2 separate regions of the Homo sapiens genome follow, and region 1 is linked to region 2. Evidence: chromatin contacts called from ENCODE Hi-C or POLR2A ChIA-PET data. All regions are on one chromosome and are shown on one strand. The core of a region is the stretch at or near the end of the contact, and the rest is flanking DNA. Distances in the headings are between cores, read along the strand shown.

What was found. A loop is a pair of places that touch in the nucleus more often than their neighbours do. ChIA-PET counts read pairs that join two places held with the same protein, here RNA polymerase II (POLR2A). Pooled maps may share reads with other maps.
Region 1: a loop to region 2 is called in a map with no recorded cell type, with 3 times the contacts of the local background. The contact joins the promoter of COMMD7 here to the promoter of TM9SF4 in region 2. A Hi-C loop is called at or near these places in 1 of 37 single-sample maps with no recorded cell type and 4 of 50 pooled maps. POLR2A ChIA-PET finds 5 or more read pairs at or near these places in 2 of 52 experiments (BJ and CD4-positive, alpha-beta memory T cell).

Annotation. Positions count from the first base shown.
Region 1 is chr20:32,741,350-32,747,428 of GRCh38, reverse strand. It overlaps COMMD7 (COMM domain containing 7), which reads left to right and starts at 3,962. Exons shown (of 9, transcript NM_053041.3): 1 at 3,962-4,121. The coding sequence starts at 4,038. RefSeq lists enhancers at 1-578, 2,467-3,411, 4,299-5,126, 5,796-6,079 and silencers at 3,707-3,936, 4,117-4,186, 5,171-5,345.
Region 2 is chr20:32,104,181-32,111,128 of GRCh38, reverse strand. It overlaps TM9SF4 (transmembrane 9 superfamily member 4), which reads right to left and starts at 1,415. Exons shown (of 18, transcript NM_014742.4): 1 at 1,374-1,415. The coding sequence starts at 1,388. RefSeq lists enhancers at 409-1,151, 1,315-1,494, 1,152-1,896, 899-2,098.

The DNA.
Region 1 (6,079 bases), core at 2,713-5,212, 630 kb before region 2:
GAATGAGATTCAGCATTTCTTTTTCTTTCTTTCTTTCTTTTTTTTTTTTTTTTGTGAGATATAGTCTCACTCTGTCATCAGGCTAGAGTGTAGTGGCCCGATCTCGGCCCACTGCAACTTCCGCCTCCCGGGTTCAAGCTATTCTCCTACCTCAGCCTCCCTAGTAGCTGGGACTACAGGCGCTTGCCATGACGCCCGGCCAATTTTTGTATTTCTAGTAGAGACGGGGTTTCACCATGTTGGCCAGGATGGTCTCAATCTCTTGACCTTGTGATCCGCCCGCCTCGAGCCTCCCAAAGTGCTGGGATTACAGGCGAGAGCCACCGCACCCAGCCTGAGATTCAGCATTTCTAACAAGCTTCCAGGTAACGCCTGCACTGCTGGTCCAAGGAACCACACGTGGAGTATGAGGGATTATTAAATAACTTGGTGAAATGCGAGAGTCCTGTGTATGTAAAACGAAAACAAATCACACAACCCCAGTGACCTGCGATGTGGAAAAAGACTGGAAAAAGGCCGGGCGCGGTGGCTCACGCCCGTAATCCCAGCACTTTGGGAGGCCGAGGCGGGTGAATCACGAGGTCAGGAGATGGAGACCATCCTGGCTAACACGGTGAAACCCCGTCTCTACTAAAAATACAAAAAATTAGCCAAGCGTGATAGCGGGCACCTGTAGTCCCAGCTACTCGGGAGGCTGAGGCCGGAGAATGGCGTGAACCCGGGAGGCGGAGCTTGCAGTGAGCCGAGATAGCACCACTGCACTCCAGCCTGGGCGACAGAGAGAGACTCCGTCTCAAAAAAAAAAAAAAAGACTGGAAAAGAAGAGTCACCATATTCCTATAGTATTGGGTGTCAGTTTCAAGTGAATTCCTTTCCTTTTCTGTATTTTCTGTCACATGAGCTAATTCCGTTCCACAAATACAGTATTTATCAAGTGACTCAGCACCAGTCACTGTGGAAGCAGAAATGAAAAGAAATCCAGTGGTTTTCTCCAGGATGTTAAAAACAAAACAAAACTTAAAACAGGTTCATTTTATTTTTTATACCTAAACAGTTGATTTAACACTTAAAGATATGAAGAAATGTAATGCCCTGATGGGGATCTTCTTTTTTTTTTCCCCCAACTATTTATTTATTTATTTTTGAACAGAGTCTTGCTCTGTCGCTCAGGCTGGAGTGCAGTGGTGGGATTTCGGCTCACTGCAATCTCTGCCTACTGGGTTCAAGCGATTTTCCTGCCTCAGCCTCTAGAGTAGCCGGGATTACAGGCATGAACCACCATGCCCGGCTAATTTTTGTATTTTTAGTAGAACCAGGGTTTCACTATGTTGGCTAGGCTGGTCTTGAACTCCGGACCTCAGGTGATCCACCGGCCTCAGCCTCCCAGAGTGCTAGGATTACAGGCATGCGTCACTGCGCCCAGCCCAGATCTTCTTTTTTAACAAGGTTAAAAATATTTAAAAATAAAAATTCCGGGCCAGGTGCAGTGGCTCACGCCTGTAATGCCAGCACTTTGGGAGGCTGACGCAGGTGGATCACTTGAGGTCAGGAGTATGAGACCAGCCTGGCCAATGCGGTGAAAACCCATCTCTAGTAAGAAGACAAAAGTTGGGCCAGGTGCGGTGGCTCGCGCCTGTAAACCCAGCACTTTGGGAGGCCGAGGCAGGCGGATCACCTGAGGTGGGGAGTTCAAGACCAGCCTGACCAACATGGAGAAACCCGTCTCTACTAAAAGTACAAAATTAGCCGGGGTGGTGGCACATGCCTGTAATCCCAGCTACTTGGGAGGCTGAGACAGGAGAATCACTTGAACCCGGGAGGCGGAGGTTGCAGTGAGCCGAGATCTCGCCATTGCACTCCAGCCTGGACAAAAAGAGCAAAACTCCGTTTCCAAAAAAAAAAAAAAAAGACAAAAGTTAGCTGGGTTTGGTGGTGGCCACCTGCATTCCCAGCTATTCGGGAGGCTGAGGCTGGAGAATCACTAGAACCCGGGAAGCAGAAATTGCAGTGAGCCGAGATTGTGCCACTGCACTCCAGCCTGGGTGACAGAGCCAGAATCTGTCTCAAAAAAAAAAAAAAAAAAAATTCTTGCACGGTGAGTAGGGCCTCTGAGTTCCTGTCTGTTTGTCACCCGAAGGTTTATTCTCTTCCAGGTACTCCAAACTCGGACTGTGTCCTGTACACATTCTCAAAGCACCTCCTACTTTTTGGCATCCCTTAATACTTTCACACACACTTGCGTCTGCCCCCTGGGTCAATTCTGACTTCTCAGAGGCCAGGCACTGCATCTGGTTCATCTGGTTGTGTCACTGTGGAATCCCCACCCCCTATCATGTCATGGTATCTGCCTCACAGCAGACCTTCTTTTTTTTTTATGGAGATGTGGTCTTGCTCTGTCGCCCAGGCTGGAGTGCAGTGGCGCCATCTGGGTTCACTGCAGTCTCGATCTCAAGATCTCAAGTGATCCTCTTGCCTCAGCCTCCGAGTAGCTGGGACCACAGGCATGTGCCACTCAATATTTGTTGAATGAATGTATGAATGATATAATGACTGAAGGGGATGGGCTTGGCCTTTGGGTAGAAGACTTTTTTGTTTTTTCTTTGAGACGGAGTTTCGCTCTTGTTGCCCAGGCTGGAGTGCAATGGCGCGATCTCGGCTTACCGCAACCTATGCCTCCCGGGTTCAGGGAATTCTCCTGCCTCAGCCTCCCGAGTAGCTGAGATTACAGACATGCACCACTACGCCCGGCTAATTTTGTATTTTTAGTAGAGACGGAGTTTCTCCATGTTGAGGCTGGTCTCAAACTCCTGACCTCAAGTGATCCGCCCGCCTCAGCCTCCCAAAGTGCTGGGATTACAGGAGTGAGCCACCGCGCCGGGCCGGGTAGAAGACATTTTGTTTATACTTTTACAGAAGGGATTTTCAGGAAAGGGTAGAGGAGAGGAGGAGGGCTGGTGAGGAAGGCCAGCCAAACCCCCCACATTTCCCTGCTCCAGGTTTCTCGGCATTACCTCTTTACCCTCAAGGCTGGACTTAGGGGCTAGGTGAAGCCCTTAGGCTTGGCGTTCAGTTCCTAGATTCTGGGTAGCATGTCTCTATTTTCTCATGTTTCCAGTGGGGATTAGGGTAATATTCACCTGGGAACTGTGAGGAGCCCCTGGGAAGAGAGGGCATGGGGGTTAGAGTGTTTGAGGGGCTGCAGTGATGATCACGGTCTCAGTAACCTCCCCTCACCCACCTCACCACCACCCTCCCTGCCCCGCACAGTCAAAGCCCTCGCACTATTTTGAGGAAACTTTGGTAAGTCAGTTTCTTCCACTCCAGAAGGTCTCAAAGTGTAGTCCCTGGGTGCTTATTGGAAATGCAAATTCTCAGGCTCCACCCTGGCCTTTCGAATCAGATCCTCTGGGGGCGGGGCCCGGCAATACCAGGTGATGCTGGGGTGATGCTGATGCCCTTCCAAGGTTGAGACCTAGTCTCTACTCTGATGTCAGCTCTCCGAGAGACACTCTGGCCTGCTTTGTTCCCTTCCCTGTCCCCAGTGTCTGGCATCGAGTAGGCTGCCATAAATATCTCTGGAGTGCATAGTAACAGTGATGATGATAATAGCAGCTAGCCATTGATTGAAGACCTCTTGTGTGCCGGTCTCTGCGTTAAACATTTCTGGAGGCTTAACTCATTTAAGGAGCTACCCCAGCCATCATTTTCTCAGATGGTGAAACTGAGGTTCAGAGAGGCCAAGCGCCGTACCCAAAGGTCACTCAGCGGGAGAGCTGGCAGGAAACCTCGCGTCTGCCGGTGCCGGCGCCGCCCCTGCCCCTCCCCGGAGCCCGGCGGCCGCGCGTGTCCGCGGCCCTGCGAGGGCTCCCCGGCTCCGGACAGCCCAGGGCGGCCGGGGGAGGAGTGCGCTGCGACGGCCGTGGCGAAAGTGCGGTTGTGGATGCGCGGAGAGGCCGGCAGCGGTGGCAGCGGCAGCGGAGGAGGAAGCTGAGCAGGGCGGCGGCGGCGGTGGAACCTGCGGGGCTGGGGCGCGCGCCATGGGCCGCCTGCACTGCACTGAGGACCCGGTGCCGGAGGCCGTGGGCGGCGACATGCAGCAGCTGAACCAGCTGGGCGCGCAGGTGGGCCCGGCGGCGGGGCGTGGGGCGCGGGGCCCAGGTGATTCCAGGATCCGGGCCTGGGGTGGGGGGGACGTCCGGGGGTGCGCGGGAGTTGGGAGAGACTAGACAGAGCGGCGTCTTGTGGGCGTTTGGGGTGTGTGAGGTGGGTTCGGGGCGAGGCTAAGGTGAGCTGGGGTCTGAGGAGAGTGTGGGGAGCCAAGGGATCTCCGGAGGCCTAAGGGCCACCTGAGGGGTCCGAAAGGCTTTGTGGGGTCTCAGAGATGGGACTACGGGACCTCTGCGGGGTCCTGGGGCCGAGGAGAGCTTTTGGGGTCCTAGAAGAGGGACGGAGGGGAGTCTAGATGAGGCTGAAGGAGTTTGGGGAACTGAAGGAACAGACTAAGGGCGTGGGGAGTTTTGGGGAGCAGTGGGGTCCAAAGGGAGATAGATGTTTGGCAGGGAGGCCGAGGAAGCCTGAGGGGAGTGGGAGGGCCCGAGAATCTGAGGGGGCCCGGGGAAGCTTGGCCTGGGCTGCCGTCTTACATCTCAGTGTGACATGAGTGTCAGTAATAGCCAGGCCCCACTGGGGCTCTGTGGGCCTGAGGGGCTCGATCTGGGACAAGGCTGATGACACCTTCCACCTCCACCCAGTTAAGGAGAGTCACTGGGATTCACATGGAAAGAAACCTTATACACTGTGTACAGTGGGGGTCTTCATCCTCGATGGTAGGGGAGCTAGCAAAGCCTTTTTCTCCCCCTTCAGGCTGCAGGTGCCAACCAAGGCAGTCTTGGAGGCATCCTGCTTCTGTGCTGGTTGGGATGCCTTTTCATACCACCAAGGCTGCTGAAATAGGTGAGAATGACACTTCTCACCCCCACTGGGAAGATACATCTATTTCCCCCGCTAGGTTGTCACTTCCCAGGAGGTAGCGCCCCTCTTCTTTCATCTCCATACCCCCCACAACTTCCCACACAGTAGTGCTGCTTGCGAGATAAAAACCAAACTTAGAACTTGTAACGACAGGAAGGTTCTAAGCTTGAGCTATGCAATAGAAAAATTTGCAAGCCACATTTCTAACTTTGCATTTTGTAGTAGCCACATTTAAAAATTAAATAGAAATGGAAATTAATTTTTTTTTTTTGAGACGTAGTCTCATTCTGTCACCCAGGCTGGAGTGCAGTGGCGCGATCTCGGGTCACTGCAACCTCCGCCTCCCAGGTTCAACCAGTTCTCTGTCTCAGTCTCCCGAGTAACTGGGACTACAGGCACACGCCACCATGCCCAGCTAATTTTTGTATTTTTAGTAGAGATGGGGTTTGACCATGTTGGCCAGGCTGGTCTTGAACACCTGACCTCAGGTGATCTGCCCACCTCAGCCTCCCAGAGTGTTGGGATTACAGGCGTGAGCCACTGTGCCCAGCCCTGAGTTTATCTTATGCAAGCATCCTAGAGTTTATTTACACAAACCTACTGCACCCTAGGATATATGGTATAGCGCATTGCTCCTAGGCTACAAACCTATACAGCATGTGACTGTACTGAATACCATAGGCAACTGGACTATAATGGTAAATATTTGTGTGTTTAGACAAATCTAAATAGAAAAGGTACAGTACAAATACAGTATAAAAGATAAAAAATAGGCCGGGCACGGTGGCTCACACCTACCCTAGGACTTTGGGAGGCCAAGGTGGGCGGATCACAAGGTCAGGAGATCGAGACCATCCTGGCCAACATGATGAAACCCTGTCTCTACTAAAAATACAAAAATTAGCTGGGTGTAGTGGCGGGCACTTGTAGTCCCGGCTACTCTGGAGGCTAAGGCAGGAGAATCGCCTGAACCTGAGAGGTGGAGGTTGCAGTAAGCTGCGATTGCACCACTGCATTCCAGCCTGGGCAATAGAGTGAGACTTCATCTCAAAAAAAAAAAAACAACTTTCTAGTTGGGTACGGTGGCACAGCTACCACAGTAGTCCCA
Region 2 (6,948 bases), core at 166-2,665:
GAATCCCTCATTAAACAAAGGTAAGTTCTCAGTCAGCTAAGAGAAGGAGGGAAAATTGCTACCAGTCAATAATATATCCCTGTTTGGAGAAAACCAACACCAAATTATTTAAGCCAGAATCTTCCTTTGCTAAAGTCAAATGTCATTTCCTTTTCTCTGAGTCTTCCTTGTCATTCACTCCCCGGACGAAATTATCTGCTGAGGAGGCAGTATGCAGGAAGACCCAGGAAATCATTCTGGACTAAGTGACTTCAATTTTAGTTCTGGTCTCTTGACAAGCAGAATTTGAACTAAACTTTTAGAAAAAGGGCCAGTCCTTCAAAGATTTACTTCCAAGGTTCTGCACCAGGAGCCCGCAAGCTCTGACCCAACTTCCAAGCATGGCTATTTTACCTCCACCCTCATCCACACACAGACTTCATCCCAACATATAGCTTCATAATAAAGAGCCTTCATCCCTAACGAGCTGTGTGGCCATGTTGGGGAATGGGAAGGAGAGCAGTGAGGTGGGGCTATTAGTGTTTTTCAAAACGTAGTTCACAGACCACCTCCACTATATAATCACTAGAGTGCTTATAAAAGGGCAGATTCCTGGGCATCACCTAGCCCTATGGAATTAGAATCTCTGGGAGTGGGGCTGCTCAGGAAACTGCATTTTTAGCATGCCTCCCCCTACACACCTCGAGATTCTTATGCACAGTAAAGTTTGAGAACCAACAGGGTAAAAGGTCCCTAAGAGAGGGGCAGGGAGTTGACTGAGAGAAGACAGGAAGGGCAGGGAAGCCTCTAGGGATGAAAGATGGGGGTGGGGTAGGTGAAGGCAAGCTCTGGGGTAGCGGCAGTCAAGGGGGTGCGCGATGGGGACAGCTATGAGTGTAAGTGAGGACAGGGCTCTGAAAAGGATCTGAGGCAGCGCTTGGGCTGGGAGGGTGGTCAGAGGAGAGGTCACATCTGCGGACTGGTTATGATGGTGGGGAGGCGGGGAGAGCAGGGTCTGGACGTGACGGGGAGGAGCAAGGATGAGAATAACGGGAGGGGGTCTTCAGAGGGGTCAGGACAGGGAGGTGAGAAATGGAAAATGGGGCTCACAGTGGGCGGAGACCAAAAGTAGAATGGGAACCGGCGAAGGCAGCAGCCGAGGTCTTCCTCCGAAACGGCGCCTCCCCCAAAACTCGGGGCCTTCACAAGCCTGAGTGCAGGGGCAGGGCCAGGGAGGTGGATTTCGGGGAAGACAAGCCCAGTCAGAGGTAGCCCTCAGGCCTGAGTCAGGGGTCCCGGAGGTGGCTCAGGGCCAGGCATGGGGTGCTGGAAGATCCTGGGATACCCCGGAGGGCCCCGCTCCAGCTCCCGCTCCCGGAGTCTCCTTCACTCACCATCGCCGTCGCCATCTTGGATCCACGTGTCGCCGTAATGACGTCAGCGGAAGTGGTGCTCCCTGGTTACGGAGTTTAACTCCACAAGGTGGTCGTCTGGCTTCAACCGCTCCTGTAGTGGCGGTCAGCAGAGGGGAAAAGGAGTCTTAGCTCCTGCTCGACAGTCTGGTCTGGGAAAGTAAGGTCGCTGATTAGGTGAAGAGAGAGAACGGTGTAACTAAGGAAGCCATATTAGCTCCTGGCAGAAACTGAGCCTCCCTTATTCCCGCTGCATTGTGGGTAATGGGGGTGTGCGAAAGTGCGCTCGTGCTCTCAGCGCCATCTTTACTACTGGCAGGAAGACCCATTGCCAGGGTTACCTGAGACCTTGATTTGAGGGAAAGGGTGGGCACTGGGGCTCCAAGAGCAGTACGACTCCAAGAATAATTTGTAATTATATATTTAAGTATTTGTTTGATTTTAAGTATTTGTTTGACTATCCTATATCCTCTTTAGTAGACTGTAATCCCCATGAGGGTGGACCCTGTTTTTTTGTTTGTTCGTTTTTTACCTTGCTCTTCCTCATTCCCATCTGTGAAATGGGAAGGGGGTTGGTTCATCATAGGCTTGTGATGAGGATTCAGTGACACAGTATTACATAGGATGTATTCAATAAATAATTGTCAGTATATGTTTATGTATACTCCTTTGGGCTTGTGGTAGATGCCCAATACATTATTTTTTAAATGAACGAGTGAAAACCAGCATATTCAGTGGAGGGAGATATCTCTGAATGTGGACGTCATGCACTAGCTTAGTGTGTGACTCCAGACAAGTCACGCAATCTTCCTAAGCCTCAGTTTCCAAATCTGTGAAAAAGAGACTCAAAGAATCATGGTATTAAGGTTGGGAAAGAACTCAAAGTTCATTTGACCCATGTATATCACTTTAAACTGAATACAGTACCAGTGCTATCTTAGACTGTTTTAAAAAAGCTATTAAAAGAATAATAATGATTAATAATAATCATCAGCACTTGCCGAGCATTTTGTGTGCTGCAGCACTTAGCATTATGCTAACAGTTCATTAGACTCTTTTTATCTAATTCTAGGGGGCAAGGGACAGTTGAACTCTGATCCCCACCTATGGGCACCACTGTGGTGGATTTTCTGCAAAGATGGCTGCCACGTAGTTCTGTCCGTCCTTGCATGATGAGCATACGGTTTCTCTCCTCAAGAGATAGACTCTGTTTTACCTCCTGTTGAATCTGGCTGGTCATGTTGGTTGCTTTGACCAATAGGATGTGCTACAAGTGATTCTGCCAGTACTGAGCCTAGGCCTTAAGAGGATTGAAAACGTCTGATTCTACCTTCTTGGTTATAAAGAAGTGTAGCTACTCTGCTGGAAAGGCACCTGGAGAGAGAGGGAGGCCCAGCCAACTCCTCAAGACATTCTAGAAACTACAGCTAAGCACTATAATATGTAACTGAAGTCATCTTGGACATTCCAACCCCCACTGAGCTACTAGCTGAATGCAGCTACATGAATAACCTCATGAACACCATGTGGACCAAAAGAACTGCCCAGCTAAGCCCAGCTTTAGAGTGGGGTGGTTTATTATAGATCATTTCAGTAATAGATCATTGAAACACACACCCATTAACTCTTGTGACCTGCACAACCATCCTGAAGATTGGCAGATTGGCTATTAACCCCAAGGAGGAGGAAGCTTGAGAGACTAGGGGGAATTTGCTGCAGTCTCATAGTTTCCAGACTTGGAACCAGTTTTCCTAGAGCTTCGATCCTGAGTGTTTCCCACCATTTCTAGCTGCCTGAAGAAAGATAACTGATAAGGAGCAAAGCTCCATAAATGGCCTATTATTTTTTAGTATTTCCATTTTTTTTCTCATGCTTTGTATTTTTCCCTAAAGGCCTTTCATATCCCAATCTCTTTTGGTGACATATGCCAGAATCCTAGAACTAGACTGCCTGGGTTCAGAACGCATTTCCACCACTCATTAGCTCCATAACATGGGCAAGTTTCTCTTTTTTTTCTGAAAAAAATTTTTTTTGAGATGGAGTCTCACTCTGTTGCCGAGGCTGGAGTGCAGTGGCGCAATCTCAGTTCACTGTAACCTCTGACTCCCGGATTCGAACAATTATCTTGCCTCAGCCTCCTGAGTAGCTGGGATTACAGGTGCATGCCACCAAGCCCGGCTGAGTTTTTGTATTTTTAGTAGAGATGGGGTTTCGCCATGTTGGCCAGGTTGGTCTAGAACTCCTGACCTCGAGTGATCTGCCTGCCTTGGCCTCCCAAAGGGCTGGGATTACAGGTGTGAGCCACTGGACCCGGCCTAAATATTTTTCATTGTTGTAAAATATGCATAACTAAATATTGACTATTTTAATCATTTTTAAGTGCACAAATCAGTGAAATCAACTACATTCACAAAGTTGTCAATCATTACCGTCATCCGTCTCCAGAACATTTTCGTCATCCCTAAAAATGAATATCCACATGCAAAAGAATGAAATTGGACCTTTATCTCACACTATATACAAAATCAATTCAAAATGGATTAAAGACTTATAGGGCCAGAAACTGTAAAGCTACTAGATGAAGACATAGGGAAAACTTGACATTGGCTTGGGCAATGATTTTTTGGATATGACACCAAAAGCACAGGAAACGAAAGCAAAAATAGACAGGTGGGATTGCATCAAACTAAAAAGCTCTGCACAGCAAAAGAAACAACAGAGTAAAAAGGTGACCTCCAGAGCTGAGGAAAATATTTACAAATCAAAAACGATCTGATAAGGGGTTAATATCCAAAATATATAAGGAGCTTAAATAACTCAATAGCAAAAAATCCCAAATAACCTGGTTTAAAAATGGGCAAGAGATCTAAGCAGACATTTCTCAGGAAACAGACAAATGGCCAGCAGGTAAATGGAAAGGTGCTCAACATCCTTAATCATCAGGGAAATGTAAATCGAAACCACAATGAGCAATCATTTCACACCTCTTAGAACCATTATTATCAAAACGACACATAATAAGTATTGGCAAGGATGTGGAGAAAAGGGAACTCTTGCATAAATTGGTACGGTCACTATGGAAAACAGTATGAATGTTCATCAAAATTAAAATTAAAAATGGAACTACCATATAATGCAGCAATCCCACTTCTGAGTATATATCCAAAAGGAAATGAAATCAATGTCTGCACCCCCGTATTTATTGCAGCACTATTCATAATAGCTAAGATATAGAAACACAGCAGCTGTAAACTATAATCTATGTTTAATATAAGTATATAACTATATATTTATAAATATAAAATATATATAATATTATATATAACTTTTTAAAAGGTTTATTTATCTATTTATTATTTATTTGAGATGGAGTTTTGCTTTTTGTTGTCCAGGCTGGAGTGCAGTGGCATGATCTTGGCTCACAGCAACCTCCGCCTTCCAGGTTCAAGCGATTCTCCTGTCTCAGTCTCCCGAGTAGCTGGGATTACAGGTGCCCGCCACCAAGCCAGGCTAATTTTTGTGTTTTTAGTAGAGACGGGGTTTCACCATGTTGGCCAGGCTGGTCTGCAACTGTTGACCTCAGGTGATCCACCCGCTTCGGCTTCCCGAAGTGCTGGGATTACGGGCGTGAGCCACCACTCCCGGCCTATTTATTTATTTTTGAATTTTCTTTTTGAGACAGAGTTTCACTCTGTCGCCCAGGCTGGAGCGCAGTGGTGCAATCTCAGCTCACTGCAACCTCTGCCTCCCAGGTTCAAGTGATTCTTTTGCCTCAGCCTCCCCAGTAGCTGGGGCTACAGGTGTTTGCCACCAAGCCCGGCTAATCTTTTTGTATTTTTAGTAGAGAAAGGGTTTCGCCATGATGGCCAGGCTGTTATCAAATTCCTGGCCTCAAGTGAGCCACCCATCTCAGCCTCCAAAAGTGCTGGGATTATAAGCGTGAGCCACTGTGCCCCGCTATTTATTTATTTTGAGACAGGGTCTCATTCTATCACCCAGGCTGGAGTGCAGTGGCACAATCACGGCTCACTGCAGCCTAGACCTCCTGGGTAGGTCTCCTACCTCAGCCTCCTGAGTAGCTAGGACTGCAGGCACCTGCCACCATGCCCGGCCAATATTTGTATTTTTTGTAGAGATGGGGTTTCACCATCTTGCCCAGGCTGGTCTCAAACTCTTGGGCTCAAGTGATCCACCTGCCTTGGCCTCCCAGAGTGTTGGGATTGCAGACGTGAACCACCGTGCCTGGCCAATATTATTTATTTATTTATTTTTTGAGACAGGGTCTCACTCTCTTGCCCAGGCTGGAGTGCAGTGGTACAATCACGGCTCACTGCAACCTCAATCTCCTGGGCTCAAGTGTTTCTCCTGCCTCAGCCTCCTGTGTAGCTGGGACCACAGTTGCATGCCACCACAACCAGCTAAATGTTTAACTCTTTGTAGATATGGTGGGGGGGGGGGTCCCACTTGTTGCCCAAGCTGGTCTCAAACTTCTGGGCTCAAACAATCCTCCCACCTTAGCCTCCCAAAGTGCTGGGATTATAGGTGTGAGCCACTGCACCTGCACCTGGTCAACTCTTTTTTCTTAGTGCTGAATAATATCCCATTATGTGAATATACCACAAGTTGTTTATCCATTCACCTATTGAAGGACATCTTAATTGTTTCCAAGTTTTGGCATTTATGAATAAAGCTGCTGTAAATATCCATGTGCCATTTTTGTGAGTGTGTGTAGACGTAAGTTTTCAACTCATATGGGAGCACAATTGCTGGATTGTGTAGTAGGTTATGCTTAGTTTGGTAATAAACTGCCAGATGCCTTCCAAAGTGGCTGTACCGTTGTGCATTCCCACCAGCAATGAATGAGAGTTCCTGTTGCTCCACATCCTCCTCAGCATCTGGTGTCATCAGTGTTTTGAATCTCAGCTATTTTAGCAGATACGGTTTTTTTTAATTGTTGGGTTTTAAGAGTTCTTTATATATTGCAGATACCAGTCCTTCATCAGAGATATCTTTTGCAAATATTTTCTACAAGCTTGGGAATCACATTTTTCTTTTCTTTTCTTTTCTTTTTTCTTTTTCTTTTTTTTTTTTTTTAAGACAGAGGTTTGCTCTTGTCACCCAGACTGGAGTGCAATGGTGTGATCTTGGCTCATTGCAACCTCCGCCTCCTGGGTTCAAGCAATTCTCCTGCCTCAGCCTCCCGAGTAGCTGGGATTACAGGCGCCCGCCACCATGCCTGGCTAATTTTTGTATTTTTAGTTGAGACAGGGTTTTACCATGTTGGCCAGGCTGGTCTCGAATTCCTGACCTCTGGTGATTCACCCACCTCGACCTCCCAAAGTTCTGGGATTGCAGGCGTGAGCCACCACGCTTGGCCATGTTTCTATTTTCTTAATAGTGTCTTTGGCAGAGCAGAGTTTTTAATTTTAAAGAGGTACAGTTTATCTTTTTTTTCTTTTGTGGATCATGCTTTTGGTGTTGTATCTATCCCCATGTTTTTACCTGTCTTTTCGGTGACCAGAGAGACAAATCAGTGTTGGTTTGGGCGGTATAAATT